2 separate regions of the Homo sapiens genome follow, and region 1 is linked to region 2. Evidence: chromatin loops called from intact Hi-C (ENCODE). Cell type or tissue: heart left ventricle. All regions are shown on one strand. Each heading gives the region's core, and the rest is flanking DNA. Links, peaks and the distances in the headings are about the cores only.

Region 1 (5,392 bases), core at 154-5,153, 110 kb after region 2:
ACATCATCTTTCTTTCCCCAGTCACACTGTGCACATGTTCATTCATTTACCAAGTATAACGGTTGATTTTACAGAAATTTACCAATATTGTAGGGTTAAAGGCATGCTTTCAGAAATTAGATGCCTTTTAGTTCATATTCCCTTGGAAATTTACTAGCTGTGTCACCTGGGACAAGTCACATAACTTCTCTAAGCCTCAATTTCCTTCTTTGTACAATGGTGATAGTATTAGTTCTAGGTCATGAGTTTTGTCGTCAGGAACAGATAAGGTAGTACTTATTGAATACTATGTGTGGAACAAGGCAAACACTGAGAAATATTAGTTATTATCATTAGTTATCATGATTGCTAATTCATAATACAGTTAGAAATGTGTGGAGCTGCAGTGTAATGGTAGAATAACTGGGCTGCCATACTTAGGAACCTCTGGTATATTCAGAGAGAGAAGTGGTCCCAGTAACAGGGACGTGTACTAGGACATTGTGCTTTGCGTAGGCAGCAAGATCAGTAAAAGAAATCCAGGCCAAATTCTGACATGGGTACCCAGAAATCTGACATCCAAGGTTCAAAGTGCAGTTGGAAGATAGAAGAAGATGTCGTGCATTAAAAACAGAGCTGAAGATCAAATATTGAAGTATTGAAGAAAGCATTCTAGCTGCCCTAGCTCCATTTTAAAGATCTGTTAGTCCTGAGGCAGTGACTCTTCAGTCTGTGGGAGAAATAAAGGCTCAACATAGACTCTGGCTGAAGCCAGAGACCTACTTTCTAGCTTAATCCTGACATTCATAAACTATTGAAGCTGGCAAATTATGTGTCATTTTGATGATTCAGTTTCCTAATCAGTAAAATGGTGATAATTATAAGTGGTTTGTGTACCACACAGCATTGTTGGGTTATTAAATGAGGTAATGGATAAGAAAGCACTTAGAAAATTCCAAGGTACTATATGAAATCATTAATAAATCTATTCATTAATATTTATGAAGTTTTATCTTGTTCCTGGGATTGCAATACAAAGATGAAAAGAAAAATTCTATTGCTTTAAGGCACTCATTGTCTACTAGGGAGTCAAATATCAACAATCAATTACAATTAATATATAATAAGTAGTTTATAATATAATGAAATACCAGCTGCCACAAAGACATGCATAAGGTTCAGTAAAATCCAAAGTGGAAGGAACACCTAAGTTGCCTAGGGGGACAGGGGAAGACTTCAGAGAGGAGCTACATTGCAAGCTTATATTTGATTTATGACTGCGAGCTTTCCAGGTGGACAAGGAAAAGAAAGGATGTTCCAGGGACAAAGGGCAGATGTACATAAAACACAATGGTATCTTTGTGGATTGAATTAGAAACAAAAGTTGCAAGTAAATCAAGCCAAAGGCCACTTGAGGTCTTACATTCTTTCCCCGTGTCATCATGGTCATTTCAGTTGCAGAACATGTTGGGAAATGACTGACCTTGATCCTGGAATACTCCTCCCATTTGGCCTGGTTCTGCACTTCTTTCCACTAGGTCAGAGTTAGCCTTGCACCCGCAAATATCACTGTCTCTAGTAGTCAACAGTGAGCATGCCCTGTGCTCTGACTTCCACCAGGCACATGTTTTACATTCATCAAGGCAGTTCTTCTGCATCAAGGTTGAGGACATTAACTGAGCAACCACTGTGGCTGATTTCATCATTTGTGCCCCATAGCTGAACAGAAGGTTTTAGTTTCCACTGCCTGCTAGGCTACTTAACCCTTCTAAGCAGAAATATTCAGACAAAGAAGCCCAACTGTTACTATAATTTTGTCGATGTAAAGACATCTGCATATGACTTCACAGCATCTGGCACTGTTTGAAACACAGAATCCAGGACTGCAGTTTCCATTTCTCTAAGTACCCCATGTGACAGTTTAGAAAACATTCACTCACCATGACAGCATGAAAACCCCACTTCCAAACAAAGCAAAATAAGAAAAAGTATGTATTCTGCAGCAATAATTATATAGGAATATATATGAAATTTACTGTATGTGGAAAAATCCAGTCAATGCGATGTCATTTCATGTATTTTTAAATCATCTCCCCTTTATGTCAACATGGGTTCTCATAAAGTATCTTTTACATTGGAGCATGTAAAAAGAGCCATTTCTTCTTTCTAATGCATTTAACAAACTTTTATTTAGCTCTTGTTATGTGCTAACCATCCTGTTGGACAATGGGAACAAAGATATGAGACTCCTTCAAGGAAGGTAAGACGTAAGTGAAAAAATAATTACTTGGTGAGAACAAGTCATATACACACGCAGGCATCATTTCCTTTGCAGAGCCACTGTGTGTGGTTTTGATGAGGTGGTCAGTCTAGGTGCTCTGCCCTCTGAACAACCCTGACAGAGAAAGCACATGATTCAGAGAGGCTAATATGTGCCACCTTGGGACTTTCCTATGAAAACATGCAGGACAGATTGTCTCTTTTCACATGGATTGGAAGGTGGGAAGATGGTACTTTGGATGTGATTTTGGCAGTCATCTTCCCTACCAAATGACTAAAGATAAGACATGGGGGAGGGAATAAAAAAGGAGAAAAGGAAGAAGAGAGAAAGAGAGAGAGAGAGAGAGCGAGAGCACTCTTAGGACATCATTTAAGCTTTGTATCAAGGGTGTCCATGTAAAAAATTGATTTATCACTTAATTACAAATTTGTTTCTTTGATATCTGAATGTGGGGTACTAAAATTACCATATTCTAAAATAACAAATTAGCTGAGTCAAGGAGGGCTGAAGAGAAAATTCATCTCTTTTATGGGGAATTTGGTTAGGATGAAGAAAAGAAACTGGTTAATCTACATGTATTACGTTTTAGGACTCAAGCTACCAAAGGTAAAGCTTTGAAAAACTATTACAGGCATTTCTTGAAAACAGTATGGAATCATCTGATAACACTGAGGTGATATGAATACTCCTTTAACCGGCAATGTGGCTCTTAGGAACTGATGGGCATGCACATCAGGATATACACAAAAGATTTCCCAGCAGCACTGTTTGTAATAGCCTTGAGCTAGAAACAATAAATGTCCACCAAGAGTAAAATGTATAAAATATACAATGGAATACCAGACATCAATGAAAATGAATAAACTATAACAACATTTACATGGTAGCCTTACTGTCATAATGTTGAAAGATAGAAGCTAGACATAGGAAATGCATAAAATATGATTCCATTCATTTACAGTATAAAAAAGGAAAACTGAGACTTGTAATTTGGGAATACTTGATGAAAGTAAAGAGAAGCAAGGAAATGATTATCAGAAAAGCTAGGATATAGTTACTTTTCAGAGGACATTAGTGGTTTGGAATCAGGAAGTAATACATGGGAGGATTTTAGGTATTATTATAGCAAGGTTTAATTTTCAACTGGGTGGTAATACGGGTGTTCACATAGAGTTACTCATGGAATTACATTTATACATGTTTTATGCATTTTGTATGTGTTATATTTCACAGAAAAAAACATAAACAAAACATGTAGGGATGTTGGATTCTATCAAAAACTTTTTCCATGTCTATTGAGATGACCATATGGTTTTTGTTTTTTAATTCTGTTTATGTGGTGAATCACATTTATTGATTTGAATATGTTGAACAATCTTGCATCCCAGAAATAAAGCCTACATGATCACAATTAACTTTTTTTTTTTGAGACATGGTCTTGCACTGTTGCCCAGTCTGAAGTTCAGTGGTGCCAACATGGCTTGCTGCAGCCTCAGCCTCCTGGGCTCAAGTCATCCTCCCACCTCAGCCTTCTGAGTAGCTGGGCTACAGGCACACATCACTATACTTGGCTAATTATTTTTTGTAGAGATGGGGTCTTCCTATGTTGCCCAAGCTGGTCTCAAATTCCTGGGTTCAAGGAGTCCTCCTGCCTCGGTCTTCCAAAGTGCTAGGATTACAGGCATGAGCCATTGCACCCAGCCTAAATTAACTTTTTGATGTGCTGTTGAGTTTGGTTTGCTTGTATTTTGTTGAGGATTTTTGTGTCTATGTTTATCAGGGATGTTGGCCTGTAGTTTTCTTTTTTGTTGTTTCTTTGCCAGGTTTTCATATCAGGGTGATGCTGGCTTCATAGAATGAGTCATAGAGGAGTCCCTCCTCCTTGATTTCAATTTTTGGAATAGTTTCAGTAGAATTGGTACTAGCTCTTCTTTGTACATCTGGTGGAATTTGGCTGTGAATCTATCTAGTTCAGGGCTGTGTTTTTTTTTTTTTTTTTTTTTTTTTGCTGATTCAATTTTGGAACTTGATGTTGGTCTGTTCAGTGTTTCAAATTCTTCCTAATTCAATCTTGGGAGATTGTGTGTTTCCAGGAATTTATAAATTTCCTCCCTATTTTCTACTTCATGTCCATAGAGTTGTTCATAATAGTTTCTGAGGATATTGTCTATTTCTGTGGGATCAGTTGTAATGTCACTGTTGTTGTTTCTGATTGTGCTTATTTAGATCTTCTCTTTTTGTCATTGTTAATCTAGTTAGTAGCCTATTGATCCTGTTTATCCTTTTAAAGAACCAATTTTTGGTTTCATTGATTCTTTTTATGGATTTTTGGTCTCAATTTTATTCAGTTTAGCTCAATTTTAGTTATTTCTTTCATTCTTCTAGTTTGGAGTTGGTTTTGTCTTGTTTTTCTGGTTCTTCCAGATATGATGCTGAATCATTAATTTGAGATCTCTCTGACTTTTTGAAGCAGGCATTTAGAACTATAAACTTTCCTCTTACCACTGCTTTTGCTGCATCCCAGAGATTTTGTTTTGTTGTGTCTCTGTTTTCACTTACTTCAAATAATTTTATTTCTACCTTGATTTCATTGTTTATCCAAAAGTCATTCAGAAAAAATTAATTTGCATATAATTGTGTGGCTTTGAGAAATCTTTTTGGTATTGATTTCTATTTTTATTTCACTGTTGTCCAAGAGTATGGATGGTATAATTTTGATTTTTTAAAAAGTTTATTGAGACTTGCTTTATGACCAAGCATGTGGTTGATCTTGGGGTAATTCCTTGTGAAGATGAGAATATATATTCTATGGTGATGGGTGCATGTAGATGTCTATTAAGTCCAGTTGGTCAAGTGTCAAGTTTAAGTTCAGGATTCCTTTGTTAGGCCAGGCACAGTGGTTCATGTCTGTAATCCCAGCACTTTGGGAGGCCGAGGCAGGCAGATTACCTGAGGTCAGGAGTTCGAGACCAGCCTGGCCAACATGATGAAACCCCTTCTCTACTAAAAGCACAAAAAAATAATTAGCCAGTTGTGGTGGCACATGCCTATCTCAGCTACTAGGGAGGCTGAGGCAGGAGAATCAGTTGAACCCGGGAGGCGGAGGTTGCAGTGAGCTGAGATCGTGCTACT
Region 2 (5,392 bases), core at 257-5,256:
TGCACTGACAAGTATAATAGTGCTTTACTCAGCCTTATATTCCCACAGTACTTTGCATTTAGCATAGTTTAATGTCTGGTGCTTTAAAGAATGGATGTATAAATGGGAACACAAGTGAGTGAGTGAATAAAATGAGGTCTCTAAAATCCTTGCAGGAAAAAAAAACAAAAACAAAAAAAAACACACAATTCTGTGTTCCTCTGAGACCTGGTCCTAACAGTTAACACCACTTATACTTTTGAAAAAGTTTGCAAGGCCAGTTGTCAAGAGGTTATCTCCTTTGATGGCAAAGCTTTCCTTCAGTCAGTGTCCTATAAAGAAAAAAAGTCGCCAAATCGTACATGTCATTTGAATACAGTATTTAAATATTAGCTCTTGGTTGCAACCTGACATACTCCTCTCCTGGCTAGCTCTGGCGATATTCAAGACTTTACAAGGCCCTGTGAAATCAGTGAGGCAAATTTCTAACAATAGGAAATACAAGCCATCAAATATGCCAGCTGTTTGGCATGAAAGACAGCCTGGCTGTGCCTTACAGGCATGGCACAGCCATTCACTGATAAGCTGGCACAGCCAATCCTGTCCCATGCCACCCAGCAAGTACATCAAAAACAAGATTAGATACTGCAAATCCTAGTGTCTAAGTAACACTGGGTTTCAGAAAATGTCCACAGCTCAACATAAACAAGAGGCCCATGTGTGAGACATACGTCACTTTCCCCCAAAAAAAGTGTGTGCTTCACCAGGCACATTTACCACCAGCATATTTTCCCACTGCAGTTCCTACGGCTCTTGCTCTTGTGAGTCTGGCTTGCCAGAACCGAGATCAATTTTATTAGATACCATTAGTCTCTGTTAGGGCGGTCATTTGAATAACAACAGATTGGCAAGTATAAAACCAAGGCACCTGTTGTACATTTGGCAGCCTGGATGAGGCCCCTTAAAACGAAAACAAATAAGAACTATAATCATGCCAGGCAATTGCTTTTGGTTCAATAATGGCCATGTGTCAGAATTAAGTGCATCTGGGAATTGCTACCACAGCCAGATGTAAAGGCAGATTTGTCTTGTCTAGTGGCATATGAGTAGATACACACACTCTACTGAGATTTGGCTTTGTCCTGGTTTGGTAAGGAACTAGGTAAATGAAACTTCACTCAAAATAATATAAAATTAAAATTAATTACAGAGGAGCAATAGACAATACCATCGTAAACTGTAGAACCTAAACAGATGGGTTGTAAGATTTGGGCCGTGAACTAATTCACCTCTGAGTTTTCTGGGCACACTAATTTGTTTACAGAATACTCAACGATAACATCCCAATATTACTATTGCACCGAGCCAGGCCATGTAGTAGGAGCTGGAGATGTCACTGGGAATAAGACATGGACATTGGCTTCCAGGTACTCCTAATAAAACAGAGTAAAAATAAGCAATTACAATGCATTATGATAGACACTATATGTAGAATTTATTCGGTATTCTTTTAGTGCCCAGAGAAAGGTACCCAGACTTGGGAGGAGGGAAATTTTCTAGGAAGAGTTGTCAGCTAAGCTATGCCCTGAAGGAAGAAAAAAATCAGGCAAAAATGGAAGGGTTGGGGACATTCCAAATGGAAGAGAGAGAGCATGCTCAAAATTACAGTAGAAAGAGTCAATGTGGTACATCTGGGAAACAGCAAATACTTTAGTATGGCTCAAGTGTGTGTGTGTTAGGGATGGAAGGAGTGGGGAAGAGAAAATGAATATGAGTATGGCAAGGTGGCAAGAGACAAAGCAGAGGAAAGGACATCAAAGGCCAGGTGCCTTTTGGTAAGGAATATTTCATGCTTTTTACAGACAGAAACAGGGAGCCACTGAAATATTTGAAAGCAAGGAATGACGTGATCAGATTTGAGTTTCTTAAAGATCATGCTGGCTGCAGAGCACAGAAGCAACTACGGTGAGGTCAAAACCAAACACAAGGAGACTGCACCCCAAGCATGAGAAGATGGGGGCCTTTCAACAGATGATACCTAATAACATGAAAAGACAGTGAATAATTTGGTGGAAAGGAAGTTAGTATCTATTTTGGTATCCTCGATATAATACAAGTGTAACTGAGAGAAAACAGATTTTGAATGATAAAATTCAAAATTGAAATTAATATTTTCCTAAAATATTTTTTTTTTGGTACATATAAATCAAATTCAGGTCGAGTCTGTTAAATAGTAAAAGTCGGATTAAAATAAACATAAGCAGTCCTTTCTTAAATCAGTAACTGAATATACATAACAGTATTTATTAAACTTATCATTCTTAATTTATAAGTATTATTTTAAAATGTGTATTGATAACCTAACTATAAAAAAAACCCTTGCTACATATTACCTAAAAAAGTACACCCTGCTTCATGCTTCTAGGAAGTTATGTTTATAGATTAACTGGTAGAAAAACATATGGCTAAATAGGCCAGTGTATGCATGTGAGAAGCATTTTAGAAACCTGGGCAAAGAAGACTTAATTGTTCAGATATCATGAAAGCCATAAAAGACCGAGTAATTTTCCATGTAACTTTATTTTATGTATCATGTCTGATTTAAAACTTCGGGGTACCTTCTTGTCAGAGAAAAAATAATTTTCCAAATCATCAAACAAATATAAGATCCTGTATTTTATTATTTATAAAATCATAATCAGAAATAGTTCTCTGAGGACTTACAGACAAGGAGAAGAGGCTAAACTATTATAAAATAGGTTAAATGGAAAAAATAATCAAATCATCCACCCTTATTGATAATGAAACTAACGGGTGAAATGAAAACAAGAGTATTTTAGAAGACATTATAATTAACAAAAGTTTCTCAGATAAAATGGTATAGGGCAGGCTGCCAATAAGCAGAATGCATATATAACAGTCACTTGGCATAATTCCATTTCTTTGATGGGTGACTGCTCTTCAGATATCCCTGCTGGATCGATAGTTCTCTTTATAAAAATGCTTCTGATTTCTTACCTGTTGGGCAGCTATGAAAATGGCAGCCTTTTTGATTTTAAGAACTATTCTTGGTGGAAATATTTCATTTAAACACTTCTGCTCCAGGACTGACCCCAGAGCTCTGGCAGTTGTATCACTGGCAGAATAGGATAAAATTTTAGAGCTGGAGGCCATCTGCAGAAAAAAAAGGTCATCGAATCAAAACCCCTTTGGTAAAAAAATGTTTTTTTCAATGCCTCCAGTCCCAAGCAGAGAAAGGAACAGAAGATACTCTTCAGAAACGGTAGAGAGGCAACGTACTTATTAATGCTTAAGATTTTTCCTTTTTTTTTTTTTTTTTTTTTTTTTAGTTTTTTGCTTTTTGAGACAGAGTCTTGCTCTGTTATACAGACTAGAATGCAGTGGCACGATCCCAGCTCACTGCAGCCTTGATCTCCTGGACTTAAGTGATCCTCCCATCTCAGCTTCCCAAGTAGCTGAGACCACAAGTGCACACCACCGTATCTGGCAAATATTTTTTTTTTTTTTTTTTTTGGTAGAGACAGGGTCTTGCTATGTTGCCCAGGCTGGTCTTAAACTCCTGGGCTCAAGTAATCCTCCTGTCTTGGCCTCCAACATAGATTTTTCTTGAATTTGAGTCAAGAAAGCACCATGTCATTGGGCGTACTTGCCTGGACGATGTGAGATAAATATTTTTTTTAAAATCATGTCATATACAAGAGTGAGGAGGTTAAGAGTGAGTGAAACAGATAAAAGTTGGGATGCTTGACTTAAAATCTTGACCCTATGTTCCATCTTTATTACTTTTATCTATGCAACCTTGGGCAAATTACTTAATCTCTCCATGGATCAACCCTCTTCTGTGAAATGATGATAATAAAACCATCTGACTTACACAGAATGTTATTTTAGACATTAAACATAATACTAAAGGTGAGGTACTGAGCAGAATGCCTGGCATATAATAAATGCTCAGTAAGTTTTAGAAATAATCACTATTACAACTATTACATATCAACCACTATGCTATAGCTGTAAATTTGAGAAAATTAATGAAATTTTTCCCCATAAAGGAATTTTAATTTTTACCTATCTCAGGGTCCTGAGCATTGTGAGAGGTTTCTAATGAATAATTATTCTTCACATTTTATGGTTTCAATTCTACTCAACTCAAAAAAAAATTTTTTTTTTTTTTTTTTTTTTGAGACGGAGTCTCGCTTTGTCCCCCAGGCTGGAGTGCATTGGTGTAATCTCAGTTCACTGCAAGCTCCGCCTCTCGGGTTCATGCCATTCTCCTGCCTCAGTCTCCCGAGTAGCTGGGACTATAGGCAAGTGCCACCATGTCCAGATAATTTTTGTATTTTTAGCTGGGACTACAGGCGCCCACCACCACGCCCAGCTTATTTTTTGTATTTTTAGTGGAGACGGGGTTTCACCATGTTAGCCAGAATGGTCTCGATCTCCTGACCTCGTGATCCACCGGCCTCGGCCTCCCAAAGTGCTGGGATTACAGGCGTGAGCCACCGCGCCTGGTCCATAATTCTTTAGTTCAACTCAATTCAACGAAAAGGAATAGCACTTGAACTGAGCATTAGAAAATGAGAGAATAATAGGATTTCAATGGATACAAGTGAGGACAGCTGGTAAGAGAAAGGAGATTCCAGGAACAGTATTGGTAGAACTAAAGAGGTGCCCAAAAGCACAGCCTCCTCAATGACTGCAGGGAATGTGATACTGCACAAGGGCAGAGTATCACAGGGCTATGGTGAGGGAGAAGGCTAGACATGCAATTTGGGAGCAGACTGCAAAGGGCTCTGATGGCTGTGTTGAGTATTGAGCACTTGATCAAGTAGACTTGAGCAAGTTTGCCTTTCATAAAGCAAAAATTAGGAAGACTCAAAGAGGAGAAATGAGAAAACACAAAAACCACCTAAGAAGCTGCGTATGGAGTGCAGAACACATAGGAAAGGTAGAAATGGAAAGGAAATAAAGTGAAAAGATTACAGGAGGAGAATCTACAAAATTGCCTGAGGATAAGAACAAAAGGAAGAAAAGAGATAGGGATGACACCAAGGTTTCTGATCAAGGGATAACTCAGATGAAGTATGAAGAAAAGAGAAATAGATATGGATGGAAGATAGTATTTTGGGTTTACAAAATACAATGTTTGGGATACAGGAGAGCCTCCCATTTCCCAGTCATGTAACAAGCAGATAGAAATGCACGTCTGGAACTCCAGAGACAAGCGAGGAAATTTATTTTGAAGGTTATCTATGTAGAAATTATTGTTTCTATGAGAAGTGGATAGACATATGGCAGGAGACAGTACAGATAGCCACCTGAAAGGGGATATAGATAAAATGAAAATAAAAGAGTTTAGAATGGAGATGGAGACATAGATGCCAAACATCAA

The links. A loop is a pair of places that touch in the nucleus more often than their neighbours do. Peaks named below come from ENCODE experiments on the same cell type or tissue, not always from the same donor. Only the 100,000 strongest peaks of a DNase experiment are listed, where the experiment ranks them.
Region 1: a loop joins it to region 2, with 6 times the contacts of the local background. A loop is called at or near these places in 1 of 110 quality-filtered maps.

The regions. Positions count from the first base shown.
Region 1 is chr9:8,959,951-8,965,342 of GRCh38, forward strand. The region is part of intron 11 of PTPRD (protein tyrosine phosphatase receptor type D); the gene reads right to left. Among named protein-coding and RNA genes, the nearest start is that of PTPRD-AS1, 100 kb to the left of the region's middle. In heart left ventricle, for the core only: no CTCF peak of the experiment used is centred there; no DNase peak of the experiment used is centred there; H3K27ac peaks cover 1,837 bases.
Region 2 is chr9:8,845,012-8,850,403 of GRCh38, forward strand. The region is part of intron 11 of PTPRD (protein tyrosine phosphatase receptor type D); the gene reads right to left. Among named protein-coding and RNA genes, the nearest start is that of PTPRD-AS1, 10 kb to the right of the region's middle. In heart left ventricle, for the core only: no CTCF peak of the experiment used is centred there; no DNase peak of the experiment used is centred there; H3K27ac peaks cover 517 bases.